2 separate regions of the Homo sapiens genome follow, and region 1 is linked to region 2. Evidence: read pairs that join two places in POLR2A ChIA-PET (ENCODE). Cell type or tissue: MCF 10A. All regions are shown on one strand.

Evidence for each region. ChIA-PET counts read pairs that join two places held together with the same protein. Peaks named below come from ENCODE experiments on the same cell type or tissue, not always from the same donor. Only the 100,000 strongest peaks of a DNase experiment are listed, where the experiment ranks them.
Region 1: POLR2A ChIA-PET joins it to region 2 with 5 read pairs; 3 of 35 experiments call an interaction of 5 or more read pairs at or near these places.

The regions. Positions count from the first base shown.
Region 1 is chr6:1,130,166-1,134,165 of GRCh38, reverse strand. No RefSeq gene overlaps it. Among named protein-coding and RNA genes, the nearest start is that of LINC01622, 31 kb to the right of the region's middle. In MCF 10A, no CTCF peak of the experiment used is centred here; a DNase peak (open chromatin) is centred at 2,295.
Region 2 is chr6:1,315,434-1,319,433 of GRCh38, reverse strand. No RefSeq gene overlaps it. Among named protein-coding and RNA genes, the nearest start is that of FOXQ1, 5.3 kb to the right of the region's middle. In MCF 10A, no CTCF peak of the experiment used is centred here; no DNase peak of the experiment used is centred here.

The DNA of each region.
Region 1 (4,000 bases), 190 kb after region 2:
CAGCCTGGTGACAGAGTAAGACTGTCTCAAAAAAAAAAAACACAACAAAAATGTCTAGGAGCAGAGAGTAGACTAGTGGTTACTGGAGGCTAGGACGGGTAGCAGCAGAGATTGGATAGGGAGAAGTTGGTTAATTAATACAAAATTACAGCTAGGGAGGAGGAATAAGTTCTAGTGTTCTGCAGCACTGTAGGGTAACTATAGTAAACAACCATTTATTGTATTTTTTCAAATAGCTAGAAGAGAGGATTTCGAATGTTACAAACACAAATAAATGATAAAGATTTGAGGTGACAAACTGCTAATTACCCTGATTTGATCATTATACATTGTATACATGTATCAAAATATCACATTGTACCCCCAAAATATGTACAATTATGATGTATCAATTAAAAATATAGACTTAAACATTCTTATATGTTAAATGAAAATAATTTAGGAACAGCTATACTCTAAAAGAAAGTGTTCTGATCATATTCTATAAGAACAAGAAAAAGGATGAGAATGTGAGGGAAAGTTGGTTTCTGTGATAACCTCAAGTCTAATTAGAAGCAGTAATACATTGAGGCAGTCACAGAATCGTCTGTTCTAGTGATACACCAAGAAAGAAGTATTAATAAGTATTTAATATGGGTGTTCTATAAATTATCCCTCTAAAGTTTTTGTACTCTTTTGAGCTTCTTGAATATGTGAATTTCTTTCTCAGCAAATTTGGAAAATATTTGGCCACGACTTTTCAAACATTCTTCTAGAACCCTAATCGCACGCACTGCATCTATTTGAGAGCTTTTGGTTTGGTTGCTGAGGCTTCTTCGCTCGCTTTCTTTTTATCCCTTTTTCTCTTTGCTCTTCAAATTGGTTAATTTCTATAGATTGAAGTCCAAGTTCACTGAATCTTTCTTTTGACCTCTGCACTCTCCCGTTATGCCCATTTAGTAAAATTTTCATTTTAGATATTGTATTTTCAGATCTAGAATTTCCATTTGGCTGTGCTTTCCTAGTTGTTCATTAATTACAAGTATAATTTCCTTTATGTCCCAGAGCTGAGCTTAAAAATCCTTATCTGTTCATTACAACATCTAGGTGATTCTGGGTCAATCTTCATTGAAACTCCCCTTCAGTTTCTTCGAATATCTGATTTTGGATCCTGTTCTGGATGTTGCAAATGATTTGCTGTAGAGGTTCTGAATTATGGTATATTTCTCTGCAGAGTATTGAATTTCCATTTTAGCAGACAGTTAACTAAACTGGACGGAAACTCCAAACACTGTCTCTCTAGTGTGGTGCCTTCCTCCAAGTGTGGACTCCCCTTACTTCTGCCTGCTTCTCTCCAGTGCCTCCAGATAGTTGTTTTTTAAAAATATTTTGACTAGTGTTTATAGCTGTTACTTCCAAGAGATTTAGTCTGATAGGAGCTGCTATTCTGCTACCAGAACCTGGAAGTCCTTTGCACTCTTTTGAACTATCAAATTTTAGTGATATTCCTACCTCAGGAATCTACTTCTAGGCATTATCGTTTATAAATTGTATCTTTTCTATGGCATGTTTTGATTGAGCTATCAAATCCACGTGCAATGTGCTATGATGGAAAATGCCTGCTGGGGGTGTCAGGAGACCTGCTTTCCCTAAACCTGCTGGCCTTGGACTGCCCACTCCCCCCTTATGGAGCCTGTTGTCTCACGCATGAAGTGTGCAGGCCTGACTGCTGACATTGCTGGAAAAAGCAAATCTCAGTAAAAGATCAGGGGGATGCTTTTATTCTGAAAAAGAAGCGTTTGATGAAATAGGAGTTTTTACATCTTGGTGGGAGATAGGCCGTCCTTGCCCCCCACCCACACCCTTACGTTTAATTTTTAAGCCCAAGTGATGAACTTCTAATTGTAGAAGCAGGTGTACATTTAGGGTTGAGGTGAGAACATTTCAGAGGCCAGGTAGGTCCTCTAGGTCTCTGTGAACATGCACGCACCCCCCTGCCCTAGACACATCTCTCATAAGTCTCAATCTAAGTCAACACTGAAAATAGATCTTAAGGCAAGAATTTTGTCCCTTCTGTATTCTAAATGTAAACTAAACTGTAAGTCCATGTGTAATTATTCTGGCCTGGAGGCTGCAGTGCTATATACACACTGCGGCACTGTGAACACTTCCCAAGTTTATTTAGTGCTGAGTGCTATGCCGTGCATGTCAGAGCTGAGAATAATCCTGTCTGTGGTCTCCACTCCTCTGGGGCATTCTTAGTGCTCTGTGACTAACATGCAGGACCTGTCATGTGAGCCCCAGGAAGGGCTGTTGAATCATGCCAATCTGAGAGGCCAACAACACGTCAATTAACTGGAAACATTAACTAGGAGCAGGGTGGGGGAGGGGAGAAACGTGAGTTGGGGAGAGAGAGACACACACACACGGACAGAGACGGGAGAGGAGAGAGAGATGAAGAGATAGAGAGGAGGAGAGGGAAGGGAGGATAGGCAGGAGAGAGCCAAAAAGATAGAGAGTGAAAGGAAGAGAGAGATAAGAGAGAAGGAAAGATGAGAGGGAGGAAGATGGAGAAAGTAGAAGAGCAGGAAACAACAGTTGGAGAGAGAGAAAGAAGGAGAGAGAGAAAGAGAGACACTGAGCCCTGGGGACAGAGGGAAGGACAGCTGGGCTGGAGGCAGGGGGCCTGGGAGCCTGGTCAAGTCAGTCCATGAGGCTGCTCTGAGACGTCACTGGGGGCAGGGAGAGAGTTATCCAGAACTTTAGTACAGTCTTCTTTCTAGAAAACAGTGCTACCAGAAAGGGCTTATGTCCAGATCTGAGGTGCACTTACTTGTTCCCGAAGATCCAAATCTAAGTTGCTTTTAGATTCTACTCTGTGCTTCCACGGAGTCTACTCTAACGACCTTGGCCAGGTCTCTGGCCTCCATCAAGGAACGACCAGAATTCCTGGGTCTGGCCACAGGTTTTGGCCCCGCCTCAGAGGGTTGGGTGAGGGGGCTTAGCAGGTGTAGGAGAGCTTGCTCTGGGCAGTAGCTGTGGGCCTTACTTCTGTATTTGCCGCAGTATCTGATTTGCCCTGTAGAGCATTTATGTCACTAGGTTTTTACAAAAGTTGCTTTTTGACTTATTGCCTTAGTGACGAGTTGTCAGGTTTTTCTCTGTTTAAGTGGCTACAGCTGAATAGCTCAGGCCAAACTTAAAGCTCACACTTGAGACTTGACGTGCTCAGCTCCTGCTAAAGAGGCTCCAGGGCAGCGCCTGCCTTTCCGGGAAGCTCCCCTGAGGGTCACCGAGGCTGCAGAGAACACCCGGTGATGACTGCATGGATCTCCTTCATCTGCTGGGATTCAAGCTGTGTTGCTGGTGAGGCAAAGGGCCCCTTCTCTCCAGGTTCTAGCACAGCCTCACCACCAGGAGCTCCTTCCAGAAACGATGGTGCTGGCAGCTCTGACTAAACAGTTAGGCCAATAGGGAACTAGAGGAGCTGGGTTCAAACCTCTTTTCCAGTATCTTGTTGGGCTGAGAGCCCTTGGAGGAAGGGTTTCAGTGTGAGTCTGGAGAAAAACAGATCCAAACTCAGCGTCATAAAAACATGCGGTTGGAACACCTGTCCTTCATCTGGCTTCAGGAGAGGGCTACAGGCTTGAAGATGCTTCTCCACAACTCCGGAGAAAGCAGCATTTGCCCTTTGTTTCTTTGGGAGCTGCCAGGGCATGTCTTACAAGAAATCCCTACTTCCACCCCTACTTCCACAGCTGACCCACCACATATGATGTGTGTGTCAAAGATGACCGTCAATAGTTAGGACGTCAGCTGAGCCTGTGGCCTCCATCGGGTGGGAGGTGGTCCTGGTGAAAAACAATAGTCAAATGGCCTCAACCATTCCCTCTCTCCTCGGGAAAGCTGTGATGATGGTGGAGTAAAGGGGAGATGCCTTTCCAGGCCCCATGCAGTTGGTGTTTCTGTTCTTCATGTCGCCAGCTGCATTTCCATTTTGGAAAGGCTGGGCTCCTCAGGT
Region 2 (4,000 bases):
GTTTCTCCATGTTGGTCAGGCTAGTCTTGAACTTCCTAACTCAGGTGATCCACCCGCCTTGGCCTCCCAAAGTGCTGGGATTACAGGCGTGCGCCACCGCGCCCGGCTAATTTTGTATTTTTAGTAGTGACGGGGTTTCTCCATGTTGGTCAGGCTAGTCTTGAACTTCCTAACTCAGGTGATCCACCCGCCTTGGCCTCCCAAAGTGCTGGGATTACAGGCGTGCGCCACCATGCCCGGCTAATTTTGTATTTTTAGTAGTGACGGGGTTTCTCCATGTTGGTCAGGCTAGTCTTGAACTTCCTAACTCAGGTGATCCACCCGCCTTGGCCTCCCAAAGTGCTGGGATTACAGGCGTGCGCCACCATGCCCGGCTAATTTTGTATTTTTAGTAGTGACGGGGTTTCTCCATGTTGGTCAGGCTAGTCTTGAACTTCCTAACTCAGGTGATCCACCCGCCTTGGCCTCCCAAAGTGCTGGGATTACAGGCGTGCGCCACCGCGCCCGGCTAATTTTTTATTTTTAGTAGTGACGGGGTTTCTCCATGTTGGTCAGGCTAGTCTTGAACTTCCTAACTCAGGTGATCCACCCGCCTTGGCCTCCCAAAGTGCTGGGATTACAGGCGTGCGCCACCGCGCCCGGCCTCTGCAGACCCCTTCCTAAGCATCATTCTGCCTGTGGCCCTTGCGGGGGTTTGTATCTGGCACGCTGCGGAGTGAGAGCAAACAGTGTCACCGTCCCTGTAGGGGGCTGCATCGCCTGATACGTGGAAGCTGAAGGGTCTAGATACGCACATGCACGTCTCCCAGGGCGTTGTAGTCTCCTCTAGAAAAAGCTAGTCCTGAGTGAAGCAGGACGTACAAGAGACAAATTCTTATAGCGGCGGAAACCATTTATCCGCATGGGGAATCTGACGACCATTGTAATAAAAGTGAATTGAGACGATTATCTGAATGGTTCAACTGAGTTCAGGGCATGGTATGTTTGGCTCTGCACTCTCCGGATCACTGTGTTACAACTGAAAGAATTCTGAGCTGGGAGCTGGAACCTCTGGGTTTCAGACCCACGTCTGCCACTAAGGAATATGTAAAGACACACTGTGGGGCCCCATTTTCTCCCGTGCAAAATTAGGGTTTCTTACTGAGCTTGAAAGTATGTGCGTTGATCCAAGACAGTCTAGTTTAGCTTTGTATTTTGTGTGTGAAAACACATTCCCTGAGGCAGAAAAAATACCAGCTTTGTGAAACTGTGCAACAGGGGAACCAGAATGGGCACAGATGCTTCTCCTTAGGGATGCTTCAGAATGAGCGGGCTACACCCTGGGGGACCCTAGGAACGCATCTTTATCTATTGGGGGTGGGACTTTCCGATTGTTTTTGAGAATTTATGTGGGGTCAAGAATCTAAGGCACAATTCTAGAGGGGACCTGGTTAGGTTCTTTATCCATAGCTAAAAGGCTTAGAGTCCACCCCGGGATGGTCGAAGCTTTCACCCCCCGGGCTCACTCGCAGGCAGGGGAGGCGCAGGGTGACCAGGGCCCTTTGGCCACGCAGCCCCATGCTTCCCGCACTGGCGGGAACCGTGCTCTAAGCAGAAAGGAGGCTTCTAACTGGGGAAGCTGATGGCACCGAGTGCGTCGCTTCCCAGAGATGTTTTCAGCCCCCACAGGCAGCCGACTTGGTCCCTGTCTGCAGAGAGGGCCTGGCCGGGCGGTCCAGAAAGGCCTCAGGCGCTCGCGCGGAGACCAGGCTGGGCCGGGACGGCGGCGCCGCTGTGCGCTTCTCCCCACCCAGCTGCCCACTGCGGCCTGGAGGGGTTTTCGACGGGGTGGAAGGGACTGTGGCAGTTTAAAGGCGCCGACAGGGAGGGTTGGCGGCGGCTGCGGGGGGCCAGCATGGGTTTCTTTGAAAAGGGATCCACCGAGCCCGGGCCCCACAGCTGCAGCTCCAGGCAGGACTGACAGGTGTCAAAGGGCGAGTCCCAAACCAAACACACCCTCGCCCGCACCCGGCATCCCGCGCCCCCCGCGTCGGCCGAGGGTCACTCGGGTGCCCCTCAGCCTGGTGTTTGCGCAGCTGGGGCCGGGTGCCTTTGCCCGGGATGGGCGCGCTGGGGCGAGGGGAGGAGAGAGGAGCAGGCGGGGGGAGGGGTAGGCTGGAGGGGGGCGGGAGGAGGGCTGGGCGGGGGGAGGGGTAGGCTGGGGGGGGGGGTAGGCTGGAGGGGGGCGGGAGGAGGGATGGGTGGGGGGAGGGGTAGGCGGGAGGAGGGATGGGTGGGGGGAGGGGTAGGCTGGAGGGGGGCGGGAGGAGGGATGGGTGGGGGGAGGGGTAGGCTGGAGGGGGGCGGGAGGAGGGGGGTGGGCGGGGGGAGGGGGTAGGCTGGGGGGGAGGCGGGAGGAGGGGGTGGGCGGGGGGAGGGGTAGGCTGGAGGGGGGCGGGAAGGGGGTGGGCGGGGGGAGGGTTAGGCTGGAGGGGGGGCGGGAGGGGGGTGGACGGGGGCAGGGGCGCGAGCCCTGCCCTCGGCGCGGGGGGCCACTTGGGCGCGGCCAGGCCTGGGGGCCTGGGCACAGTGAGCCCCGAACCCTCCTCCCGCGCCTGCGAGGAAGGCAGTTTTCTGGGCAGATGCTGGAAGGAGCTGTTGGGCTCGAGAGGTCCCACCGCCACCGCGAGGCTGCTGCCTGAGTGCAGGGTCCTGCAGCCGCACCGAGCGGCCCCTCCGAAGGCCGGCGTGCCTGCCGCCAGGTGCGGCTCCGCGGAATTCCAGCTTCGCCTGAACTAAAAGCAGCTGTGCAGCTTTCTGCCTTCATTGAGAAAACGGGAGCTGTGCCGTCGCCTTTCCTCCTGGGCTGCCTCCGACCCAGCACTGAGAAACCGAAACTCCCCGGGGCTGGGTGTGTGAAGGAGGGACAGGGAGGAGGCGACAGCCCAGGACCCTCCAATGCCCCCGCCCCGCCCGCCCAGTGTGATGTCCTTCTAGTCGTGGGATACTGAGCTTGGAAATGGTCATGAAATAGGGGTGCAAAACTCAAGCGACTCTGACAATTTTTTAGAAACGCTTATAGTCCCTGGGGAAACAAAGAAGGGGACCAGAAGCTAGGAGGGGACAGCATCCTACCAGACTCCAGGGTGTTCATTAGCAAGGAAGGATTTATTTTTTCTTTTGAGGGGAGGGCGGAACAGCCGGGATTTTTGGAACACTACCTTTGTCTTTCACTTTGCTGTTTGTGTGTTAACACGAATAAATCAGAAGCGACTTTAAATCTCCCTTCGCAGGACTGTCTTCACGTATCAGTGCAGACAAGAAAACAGTGGCTTTACAAAAAAGATGTTCAAGTAGGCTGCACTTTGCCTCTGTGGGTGAGGCACACTGTGGGAGAGACAAGGTCCCCTGGAACCAGAGGTGGGAAGGACAGAGCTGGCTGACTCCCTGCTCTCCCGCATTCTCTCCTCCATGTGTTTTGAAGAGGGAAGCAACATGTTGAGGTCTGATCATTTCTACCCAGGGAACCTGTTGTCCCCTGCCCCTAGTTGCTGGTCTGTTTCAGGTTTATTTTGGGGTCGGATTATTGGCCCTGTGGGTGCAAATGTCTACCTCTTGCCGTAATTCAACCCTATTATTATCACTCTTTATGATTACTAAGTAGATGTCATCCAAATCAGTCAAGACTCATCATCTGTTAACCTGATTTAGGGAAGATTGTTTCTCTCCCATTCCTGCCAAAAGAGAGCATCCTGAAATAAACGCCACCCTCCTTCCCCACCTCATTATATGTAGAGCTCAAATCATCCTCCTGTCCTGGGTAAGATGGGATCTACCCAAGAATGGCAGCCATGGCAATGAGGCCTGTTTCTAGTCTCTGCATTTCCCACAGTTTGTATTACTCTCTAAAATTTTGCAATCCATGCATTGTTAAAACTGTATTGCCTAGGAACCTACTGAAGAACAGGTGTTCACCCTGGTACTCCCACTGATGAAAATCCTCCGTTACATTTATAATATG